4 separate regions of the Homo sapiens genome follow, and regions 2, 3 and 4 are each linked to region 1. A link is a contact called in ENCODE Hi-C or POLR2A ChIA-PET data. All regions are on one chromosome and are shown on one strand. Each heading gives the region's core, a stretch centred on a gene start or an enhancer-like site at or near the end of the contact. The rest is flanking DNA. Distances are from core to core; before and after follow the strand shown.

The links. A loop is a pair of places that touch in the nucleus more often than their neighbours do. ChIA-PET counts read pairs that join two places held with the same protein, here RNA polymerase II (POLR2A). Pooled maps may share reads with other maps.
Region 2: a map with no recorded cell type shows a loop between it and region 1 (6-fold over the local background). The contact joins the enhancer-like site here to the promoter of MX2 in region 1. A Hi-C loop is called at or near these places in 3 of 37 single-sample maps with no recorded cell type and 4 of 50 pooled maps.
Region 3: a loop to region 1 is called in a pooled map, with 6 times the contacts of the local background. The contact joins the promoter of UBASH3A here to the promoter of MX2 in region 1. A Hi-C loop is called at or near these places in 4 of 37 single-sample maps with no recorded cell type and 7 of 50 pooled maps. POLR2A ChIA-PET finds 5 or more read pairs at or near these places in 2 of 52 experiments (GM12878 and OCI-LY7).
Region 4: a pooled map shows a loop between it and region 1 (5-fold over the local background). The contact joins the enhancer-like site here to the promoter of MX2 in region 1. A Hi-C loop is called at or near these places in 1 of 37 single-sample maps with no recorded cell type and 5 of 50 pooled maps. POLR2A ChIA-PET finds 5 or more read pairs at or near these places in 2 of 52 experiments (GM12878 and OCI-LY7).

The regions. Positions count from the first base shown.
Region 1 is chr21:41,360,672-41,363,371 of GRCh38, reverse strand. MX2 (MX dynamin like GTPase 2) reads right to left here and starts at 1,345. Exons shown (of 14, transcript NM_002463.2): 1 at 1,317-1,345. RefSeq lists enhancers at 801-1,640, 1,661-1,920.
Region 2 is chr21:42,462,731-42,465,430 of GRCh38, reverse strand. No RefSeq gene overlaps it. Among named protein-coding and RNA genes, the nearest start is that of RSPH1, 32 kb to the left of the region's middle. RefSeq lists an enhancer at 1,043-1,554. Within about 2 kb of position 1,375, at least 15 of the 41 ENCODE cell types and tissues checked have a DNase peak (open chromatin) inside an H3K27ac peak, as active enhancers do.
Region 3 is chr21:42,402,597-42,405,296 of GRCh38, reverse strand. UBASH3A (ubiquitin associated and SH3 domain containing A) reads right to left here and starts at 1,395. Exons shown (of 15, transcript NM_018961.4): 1 at 1,239-1,395. The coding sequence starts at 1,351.
Region 4 is chr21:42,424,622-42,427,321 of GRCh38, reverse strand. UBASH3A (ubiquitin associated and SH3 domain containing A) reads right to left here. Exons shown (of 15, transcript NM_018961.4): 8 at 502-625. Among named protein-coding and RNA genes, the nearest start is that of UBASH3A, 22 kb to the right of the region's middle. Within about 2 kb of position 1,426, at least 6 of the 41 ENCODE cell types and tissues checked have a DNase peak (open chromatin) inside an H3K27ac peak, as active enhancers do; they include GM12878, where a contact is called at or near this core.

The sequences.
Region 1 (2,700 bases), core at 96-2,595:
GGGAGGCCGAGGCAGGAGGATCACTTGAGCCCGGAAGTTTAAGGCTGCAGTGAGCTATGATGGTACCATTGCACTCCAGCCTGGGAAACAGAGCAGGAAGACCCTGTCTCAAAAAAGAAAAAGAAAAAAAAATTGTACATCCGAAGGGAGTCAAAAGTGCTTCAGGGGTTGGCGCGGGGCTGGGAAGTAGAGCAGAGTAAACGGAGGAGAGGGTGCGAGGAAAGATAGCTTGGAATCCTGATCTTTTTAAACAGCTAGAGACAACATTCTAAACACAAAATGAGAAAGAACAGTGTTCAAAAGGTGTCATCAAAGCCGAATGGGGTGGCTTACGCCTGTAATCCCAGTGCTTTGGGAGGTTGAGGCGTAAGGACTTCTTGAGCCAGTGAGTTTGAGACCAGCCTGGGCAACATAGAGAGCCCCTGTCTCTACAAAAAGAAATAAAATTAACCAGGTGTGGTGGTGCACACCTGTAGTCCCAGCTACTTGGGAGGCTGAGGTGGGAGGATCCCTTGAGCCCGGGAGCTTGAGACTGCAGTGAGCCATGATCACGCCACTGCACTCCAGCCTGGGGAACAGAACGAGAACTTCTCTCAAAAAAAAAAAAAAAAAAAAAAAAAAGAAAAAAAAACTGCGTCATCAATACCACCATGTCTCCTTTCCGCTCTATATCAATTATAAAATGGACTTCAGCCCCCAGAGTGCAGGCGATCCAGGGTGCAGTGGTCCAGAGTGCTGGAGTTGGCCCCTACTGGCTGGGAACTGGCCACGGTGGGAGCATTCACACCATGAGAACGGAAGAGAATCGGCAAAGGCTAGAAATCAGGCACCACCCTCTGCCCTGCCCCGCCCCATGAGAGCCAATTTCCCAGCATATCACCGTCACTAAGGTTACGTCAGAGCATCACAAATACCACAAAAGAAGGAACACTTGAAACCCTCCGAGACGACTTTTCGGGCACAAAGCTCCTTACTCAACCCCCAGACTTTGTAGGACGCTGAGCAAAGCTGTCCTAAAAACCACCCCTTTGCGTCCACCCGACTTTTGGCCAGATCAGGATGGAGGCCACCCTGTCCCCAGGGCCAGCCACTTCCCCTCCAGAGCCTCTTTGTCTGTGCACAAGGCTACTGTGGGCTGGTGGCAACATGGGCCCTTTCTGCTCCTCACACCAGAATCTTATCTTTGTGGCTCCTGCCTCCCAGCACAAGCCACATTCACCAAGCAGATGTCACGTTACTCAGGAAATATTTTTTAAACACGCATCTGCTGTGCATCAGACACAAAGCAGCCCTCCCTGCACCGGCCCCGCTCTTACCGCTGCACGTTCAGGATGGAGAAATCATCTCTTCCCTTTCCTCCACTTCACTTTTATGTGGCATATGAACCACTCCCTCCCCTGCTCCGTCATCAACAAACAGGGAGAGAAATGAAACTACTTGATCTGGCCACAGAAATGAAACTGAGTTATCAGCGTGCTCTCCAGATGACTCACAGAGTGGTCCCCAAACTCCAGCTGCATCCGAATCCTGGGAGAGCTGTGGAGACGGGGCGGCTGTCCCCCCACCCCCGCCAGAGAGTCTGATCTGTCAGGTCTGGGCTGGGCCTGAGAATCAGCATTGCTAACAGATTCCAGGGGAGGCTGGCATGGGGGCAGCTCAGAGTGGCTCAGTCACTGGAAGGTTCTGCCCTGACAGTGCCATCCAGTACCACCTGTGTGGCTCTGAAATGTGACTACTGCGACCAAGGAACTGGACTTCGAACTCCATGTAATTTGAATGAATAGCCACGTGTGGTTCGTGTATCGGGCCTCACAGATGCACTCCTGTTACAGCCGAGGACATGCTCTCAGGTACATGATCTGGACGCTCTGAGCTGTCCTGCTTAGCTTCATGCCTGAGCCGCACCTGACAAATGTCACCTCTCCCCTCATTAGGTGCGGAAAACCCAAAGAAGGAGGGTCAACAGCTTTCTCCAAGCACCCGTGCCTGAGGTCCCCGCCGCAAAACCAAGACGGTTTTCTTCCCATTGGAGATAAGGAGGCCCCAGGACAAACCCCAGGCTCCGGAACTCAGCCCTGAGCCAGCTGCATGTCATCTTTCTGGTCCTCAGTTACTTTTCACCTGCAAAAGTGAAGGTGCACAACCGCATGCTCCCTAAGGCTTCCTGCTCTGTGACCAAAGTCAAGGAGGGCCAGGCATTCCCATCACCAGAGCCAAGAGGTCTGGGAACCTCCAGGAGGAGCCCTCCAGACACCGGGGAGGGGACCAAGCCTCTCAAGGACTGGCAGTGATGGCTGGGAGGGAGGAAGCAGGCTCTCAGCTCTCCTATCCACCCGTGATCCTCTCCCAGACATCAACACTATACGTTTAAAAAAACTCCTGAGCTCCTCTTGGCTAAGTCATTGTAGTGACTTCCCTTGAGTGCAGGCTTAACTTTACGGAAGATATTTAGAAACTTAACATGTTTTTCAAAACCTTGGCATTAGAAATATTAACACCAGGAGATCATCGTCAGGATCACCTATCCCTGAACCACTTCTCTTCCCAAGAGCCCGGGCGGACAGAGGCTGAGGAGTGAGGGGAGGAATGTGAATCTCAGACTTGGCAGCGTGATGTGACATTCGGTTTCACTAGGAATGTCTTTCACAACAGGGCCTGGGCCGGCCTACTGCTTCAAGGAAGGCACAAAGAAAGGCCTCA
Region 2 (2,700 bases), core at 126-2,625, 1.1 Mb before region 1:
CTACACTTTGACCCACTTCCTTGTAAGGGAAAGTCCCATAGCATGAGATACCAACCATCTGCACCCCACTGTTCCTCTAGACAGGAACTTCCCTGCTGTTAGAATCGTAAGGCTTCTGTTTAAGAATTGCTTAAGCAGATCCTGAATTCCAGCAGAACAGCTGTTGCCAACCGGTTTGAAGATCCCCACAACAGGAACCGAGTCAGCATGAGAACACCATTTTTCCATCTCCCTGTCCACGGCTTCATTCCACTCTCCAACCTATCAACCATCTCCACACTGCAGCCTACGCCAAAACCCTTAAAAACCCTAGCCCCACACTCCTTGGGGAGATACAGTTGAGGTTTCCTGCCATTTCCTCTTCTGGTAGCCCCATGATTAAGCCTCTTTCTCTGCTGCAGCCCAGGGTCTTAGCATATTGATTTGCAGAGTGCATCAGGCAATGGACCTATTACAGGTACAAGGGAATCACACTATGAGAATGCTTTTCTTTCTTTTCTTTTCTTTTTTTTTTTTTTTTTTAAGAGATGGGGTCTCACTCTGTTCCCCAGGCTGGAGTGCAGTGGTGCAATCACAGCCCACTATACCCTCAACCTCTTAATTCAAGAGATCCTGCTACCTTAGTCTCCTGAGTAGTGGGACTATAGGTGAATACCACCAAGCCAGTCTCATTTTTTTTATTTTTTGTAAAGACAGGGTCTTGCTATGTTGCCCAGGGTGGTCTTAAACTCCTGGGCTCAAGCGATCCTCCCGCCTTGGCCTCCCAAAGCGCTGGGATTACAGCCATGAGCCACCAAACCCAGCTGAATACTTTTATTTCTAAACCTAAAGTAGCATGCAGCACTGGAATTCTGGAAGCCCTCAAGCAGGATTACAGACCCCAGGCCCTGCTGGAGCTGGTCAGCCACTACTCTCCTAAGTCACTCTTCCTTAGGGCTGCTGGCCCTGGGGTGGGGAGGGGACCATGCCCTGTGTTTACTGCCTCTGTCCCTGTCCACCGCTGCTGCTCTGTGGTTTACAGAGACAAGCGTCATTGCAGGGCCCACGTCATCGCGCCTTCCCCATCTCCACCTTGCTGCGCTCCTGCCTCACACTCACACGTGGTACCCTCGCCCGACCTGACCCGTACTTCCTGCCCCATGCTCCTCTTTTCCTCAGCCACTTCCTCCCACTTCACCCCGCACAGAGGCCTTCCCTGCCTCTAGACTCTTTAAGGCCTCTCTGGTGTCCTCTTTCCTGGCTCTTTTGTTTTTCTTTATGCTGTTAAACCAGGTTTAGCCTCCGTACATACTTAAGTTCAGCCTAAAGGGTTCTCTGTAAGTCGTGAACACTAACAAGTGGAGGTGTAAGCAGATTGGCCTACACCTGTGCCAATCACTGAGTTTTGGCCAATCAAATGCAGCCAACTGTTCGAACTGTATCCAAATAGGCAAATGCCGAGCTGTAAACAATGCAGCTGCATCCCTACCTCACTTCTGTTTTCCGTACTTCACTCTCCTTTTTCTGTCCATAAATATGCTTCCATCACGTAGCTGGAGTCTCTAAGCCTACCCTGGCTCAGAAGGCTGCCTGATTCGCATCGCAAATCATTCATTGCTCAATTAAACTCCTTTAAATTTAATTTGGCTGAAGTTTTTTTTTTTTTTTTTACCAATGCCATTTACCATAATTAGCAATTCATCCAGTCAATAACTATTTCTGGAAAGCTAAGGGTGTGCCAGGCACTGTGCCTGGGGCTGGGGTAGGCCAGGGATGCCCTCCAAGCATTCGTTATTCGGACCCCGTATTAGAAAGTTGGTAGAGAAGCAAAAGTGGTCAGACTGCCTTGAAAATATTTGCCACAAACGCACCATTTAAAGGCTGCACCCTCACTGAACACCTGCCCTGTTTAGCCTGAGCATCTCTCTGCCTCTAACCATTGTGTCCACGCCCTTGGCAATCAGTTTTTCTGATTGTCAAATTTTCCACAACACAATACAAATATAACACCAATGGATGGCAAAGGGAAATTTTCAATCTTGGAAACGCTGTAAGGTTTCATGGAATTGATTAACATTATGTGGGGGACTACTCAAATTATACACAAAGCTACTGACAAAGGAGGTTCTGGAAAAATGAGACTAAGTAACAATAGGGTATGAGACTGTCAACAACTAGTCCTTTGTTTCCTTACTTAGGGGGATAAAAGAAAAAACAAACAAACAGAAACAAACCAGCCCTGACAAAACAAATAATTTAATTCAAAGGATGATGAAGAGCTCTTGGGAAAATTAAAGGCCATACATATTTTTGTAAAAATGACTCTTTTGCTGAACACATGATGTATTAAGTCAAACATGAAGTTAAAAATGTTGCGTTCTGCTATCATAAAACATAGTCAGAAAATGTATAAGAACTCTACTGCCACCATTAATGTTGACTTACTATTATTTTAAGAATTTGGGCATAGTTGCAATTTTGCCTAATTTACCTTTTCAAAATACAAGGTAAAATGGACCAATGTTCATAATTTTTAATTGATCAAGATAGACTCTAAATCAAACCCTACTTCTCACTATTTACTTTGTATTTTGGTTTAACAGGATATGCTGTGCATGACTTTGTACTGTTTATCTCCTGATAAGGAGAACTTCCTGCTGTGTTAATTTGCATAATTACCTTTGTGCTGACCCTCCCCCTCACTGAAATGTGAGGTCTGTG
Region 3 (2,700 bases), core at 146-2,645, 1.0 Mb before region 1:
TGAGCAGTGGACAAAAGCTGCCTTGTCTGTAATGCCTGGACGGTGCCCGGTGGCCGCCCTGCACATGCCTGACCCCACTCCCCATTCAAAGGCCCCTGGCTTAGCTTGAACATAACAGTGACGACAAAGCCCTGATTTGGGGAGAAGAAATGGGTTTGTCTAGCTTCAGAGTTACTTCACCCAATTTGGCCAAGCTTTTGTTATAGTGTGGAAGGAAAGTTTAGCTCCTTCCCCAACCCAAAGTTACCTAAAGTGTGTTTCTGATACATTTTTCCATGTGAAAAAATGAATGGGTCAGATTTAAAGTGTGTTTCTGATACATTTTTCCATGTGAAAAAATGAATGGGTCAGATTTAAGGCACTGGTTTGCCATGAAAGCTGTAACCCAATGTTGGTGTCGTGGCCTCCCTCTCCGAGAGTGGTAACTCTGAAGGCTAAGCTCTTCCACATGCAGGCCTTTCCCTTGGGTAAGCAGGGTCGCGCTCACACTGTGTCTGAAGTTTCCTACCCATTTGTTTCGTTATCAGACACTCAAGGGATTGTCTCTGAGGACAAGTGACTTTCCCCGGGCAGCGTGGAAGCACAGCCCTGCTGACAGTTGGTCCCAGTGTTAGAGACTCAGCGGGCTTTGGGGCCTTTCACGTTAGAGTTTGAATATCTTGAAACGCCACTTTCAGAGTCACTGAGCTGCACACAAAGAGATTACAACCAGGCCCCAATCTCCTCCAAACCCCCAAAATGGGGCACCCAGAGTAATACATGGCTTCTGATTTTCACAAATTTCAGGGTCCCCCAGTCAGCCAGCCGAGCTGGTCTTTAAAAGGTCAAGAATATCAGGGGTATTCTTGTGCCTCCCTGGGCCACACATAAAATACGCTAACACTAATAATAGCTAATGAGCTAAAAAAAAAATCTCATAATATTTTAAGAAAGTTTACCAATTTGTGTTGGGCAGCCAACACAAATTGAACAGGGCAGCCTTAGGAGGCTGAGGTGGGATGATGGCTTAAGCCCAAAGCTGTCCTGGGCCTCATGTGGGTTGGACAAGCTTGGTCAAGATCACCTCATTTACGAGAAGCAGAAGAGGGCCCTGTGAAGAGGCAGTGTCTTACCCTGCAAGGTGCACTGCTTTGGCAGGAAGCCGTACCCTACACCCCTGCAGCTCCATGCCGGGGGCCGCAGCAGGGTCTGGCACCAGCCTTACTGGCTGGGCCCCGGGGTCTCTGGGCAGTACTCACGCGGTGTGCACCGGGAAGCCCATGGCCAGGAGGGGCTCCAGGAGCGAGGGGCTGCTGCGGCTCTTGAGCTTGTTGGAGACCTTGGCGTAGAGCTGCGTCTCCCCCGCTGCCATCTCTTCCTGCCCTTAGGCCAAGAAGCTCGCCTGCACACAGAAATGAGGAGATAAAGCAAGAGGGGGAGAGGCAAGGCTGAGGCTGTGAAGAAAAACCTCAAGCTCTTTTTGATCTTTCTGACAAAAGTTGATATCCTGTTTGCATGAGATATCAGTTTTCAGAATTCTGTTTGCAGGATGCTGGGTGCAGCGTCCACCAATCCTAACTGTTTCCACCACGGGAGTTTGAGGCTAAAGGTCCAACCGAGCCCCTGCACGGGATCAGCCTCTGTAGGGACTTGGCTAGTATTCGGGAGCAAGAATGCGTGAGAGCATGGGGGAAGGAAGCGGAGGAGAAGTCAGGGAATGAGTTCCCTCCTGGATCCTGCTGGCCCCCTGCCCTGACCCACCCTGGATCCCAGTCTCCTTGTCTGTGAACAAGACATTAAACCCCACTCTATCTATTGTCTCGGATTGCTGGAAAACTTACTGGTTCTTTCAGTCATTCATTGACTTGTTTTTTTATTTTAAAAACTTTAAAAGCTTTATATGTGTACAGAAAAGTTGATGAATCATATGTGTATAGCTCAAGGAATTTCCATAAATGAGCCCACACCCCTAATTCCCCCACGACCCAAAATCAAACAGGGCAACCAGGGGAATTTTGTACCTCCTCCACCCAAGGGGACATTTGGAAATGTCTGGAGACATTTTTGTTTCCAAAATGAGGCGGGGGTGGTGGTGGGTGGGGTGGACATCGTGGTACCGGCACTAGTGGGTAGAGGCCGGGAATGTCACAGTGCCCAGGACAGTCTCCCCAACAAAATTTCACTAGTGCCAAGGTGGAGATAGCCTGCTCTGGAACATTCTCAGAACCTCAGATGCACCTCTGCCCCCAGCTCAGCCTCCTCCAGTTATCTCCTCCCTCCCCCAGAAAGTAAACTGCTGTATCACTTGTATATGAATTGTGCCTGTGGTTGAGCCTTATGTAAATAGAACCATATAGCATATTCTCTATCATATCTCATTTCTTTTTCCTCAAATTATGCCTGTAAAATTTATCCACATTATTGCTTGTAGCCACAGTTAGTTCACTGTTATTGCTGTGTAGTATTTGATTAATAAATATACCAGCCAGGCGTGGTGGCTCACGCCTGTAATCCCAGCACTTTGGGACTTTGGGAGGCCAAGGGGGGGGTGGATCACCTGAGGTCAGGAGTTCGAGACCAGCCTGGCCAACATGTTGAAACCCTGTCTCTACTAAAAAATACAAAAATTAGTTGGGCATGGTGGTGCATGCCTGTAATCCCAGCTACTCAGGAGGGTGAAGCAGGAGAATCATTTGAACCCAGGAGGTGGAGGTTACAGTG
Region 4 (2,700 bases), core at 177-2,676, 1.1 Mb before region 1:
TGCGTTCAGGGAGGGGCTGCCTGCTCCTTGGTGTCCCTGCCTGGCAGCCTGCACTCCTGGATGTGCCCCATGAGGGTGGCCAGCTCGGGGTGCCCTGCTGTGCCCTGGACCCTGGCCTGAGTCTGCTGACCCCCAGGTTATGGAGAGTTTTGCCTCAAAAGATGAGGGGCCAAGGCACCGGGGCAGGTGACGTCTTGGGGACCTCTTGGCTCATGAATGAGGGAATGGGATGAGAACTCGGGATTCAGCTGCCTTGAGGAGCTCAAGGTGGGGCACTCTGCCATGAAGGGGTGGCTCCCTGTCTGCCCAGAGCAGACAGACCAGGGCAGGACCCCCGGCACCCTCAGACCTGGGAGGCCCCCTTGCTGACCACGCTCTAGGGCAGGGAGGATGTGTCTATGGAACAAAAGCTACACCTACGAAGCTGTGTCCACCGTGAAGTTAATACAAAGTGTAGTTTTGCTTAGTTTACTTAAAAGAAAAAAGGGAATGTTCTATTACCTGCAAGGCCTGTAAGCTGCTAAGACTCCTTGCCGTTTGTGGAAGAAATTCCCCGCTGCATCTGCTGCTGGCTTCACCATCCTTTCTGGAGTTCAGGTCTGTGGCTAGACTGAAGGTGTACATCCTGCAGGGGAAGGAAAGCACGGCTTGAACAGAAGTGAGACCATGTTGTTGCCATGGAGACCCAGCATCTGGTCATGTATGTACTTGAGAATGTCCGGGACAACCTCAGCAGAAAGGTTCCCATGAGCACAAAATGAAGTAGCGTGTGCAAAGTGCTCAGGACTCAGGAAGTGTGGATGATGTGTTTGTTTTATTACAATGATCACCGTCTATGATGGGTAATTTTACATGTCAACGTGGCTAGGCCACAGTACCCAGGTATTGGGTCAAATGTTATTTTAGATGTCACTGTGAAGGTATTTTTTTAGAATGAGATTAACATTTAAGTCACTAGGCTGAGTAAAGCAGAGACCACCCTTCAGATGATGGGGCTGTTGGACTCCATGGTGCTGGCTCAATCTTTTTAAATAGCTGAAAGTCCTTATTAAAAACATTTAAAGCTTTTTAAATCAGAAAATGGTCCTTGAATGTCTCGACACATCACTGTGAGTGGGTCTCATCCAACCAGTTGAAGGCCTTAAGAGGAAACGAACTGGGGTCCCATGAGGAAGGGGAAATCCTGCCTCCAGACCACCTTTGGACTTGAGCTGTAACCTCAACTCTTCCCAGGGTCTCCCATCTGCCAGCCTGCCCTGCAAATTGTGCACTTGCCAGGCTCACAGTCTTGAACCAATTCCTTCAACTAGATCTCTCTCTCTCTTTCTCTCTCGGTCACTCTCTGTCTCTCTGTCTTTGTCTCTGTCTCTGTCTGTGGGGAACCCTGACTAATACACCATCCCCTTTGATCCACTCTGGGAGGAACTGACACACCACCACAGTTTACTGTTCTCAGCCATGCACAGGGCATGTTTCTATTTATCCAGCCCATTTGCAAATGTTTGCATTTCTCCCATAGAGGTCTCAAGTCCCCACATTCTCATAAAACCAGCAGTAGCTCCCACTCCTCCACCGAGACCCGTCCAGAGCCAGGAAGGGCATCTTTTCTTCTGCATCTCAGCATCTGCGTTACACATGATCTTCTCACACTATTACCTGCCCTGTCTCCATCTATAAACTATGGCAGGTCCAGGCCAATTTACTTTGCATCTTCTCAAGCTGTCAGATGCCATTAGATAGGAAATGCACACTTGAGTTGATCCTAAGTAGACCAAGAATATAGATAGTCTCATTGGAACAATCGACAGTTTCCTCTTCAAATTAACATGCTCAGAGCAGTGAGGCACAATTCATAGCCCCACATTAGCACAGGAAATATTGGTTGGTTTCCCCTTCCTGAGGGCAAGGCGAGGGCACCCACAGCCTCCCTGCGGCTCGCTCTGCAGACAGTAGGGCTTTGCTATCAACTGATGACATCTGTGAGGTTTACAGAGAGAAACGGAGTGCATTTTGCTAGTCTTTCAAATGAAATACAATCAAGATTATGCTGTGAACATGGGTGACGGAAGGAGAAAGAAAAGAGCTTAGCATTTTCACATTTCCATTTTTCTCTTTGACTTAAGAGAGCCTCTTGACAGTAACTTACACCATGAAACAGATGTGTTTGAATTCTCCCTGGTTCTTAAAAGGACATAGCTGCCATCTGGGGGTTGCATCACTACGTCCCTGTGTTCATTTCCTGGGGCGGCCATAACAAAGTCCCACAGCTGAGCGGCTTCAACGACAGCCACAGATGCCCTCATAGTCCTGGAGGCTGCGAGTCTGAGGTCAAGCCACCATTGAGGCTGGTCTCTCTTGAGGCCTCTCTCCTTGGCTTGTAGACAGGTACTTCTCCTCGTTTCCTCACAGGCTGTCCCTCTGTGTGTGTCTGTGTCCTCATTTCTTCTTATAAGGACACCAGACATATTGGATCAGGGCCCACTCTAATGCCCTCATTTGAACTTAGTCACCTCTTTAAAGACCCTGTCTCCAAATAAGTTCACATTCTGAGGTGTTAGGGGTCAGGACCTCCACATATGAATGTTGGCAGAATGCAATTTAGCCCTTAATTGTACCTTTCTTATGTCTGAGATATTTGCTGTAAACTTGCTCTGAGGTTTTTGAAGTAATCTGCTGTGTCTGTCTTCAGTGTTGGGAAAG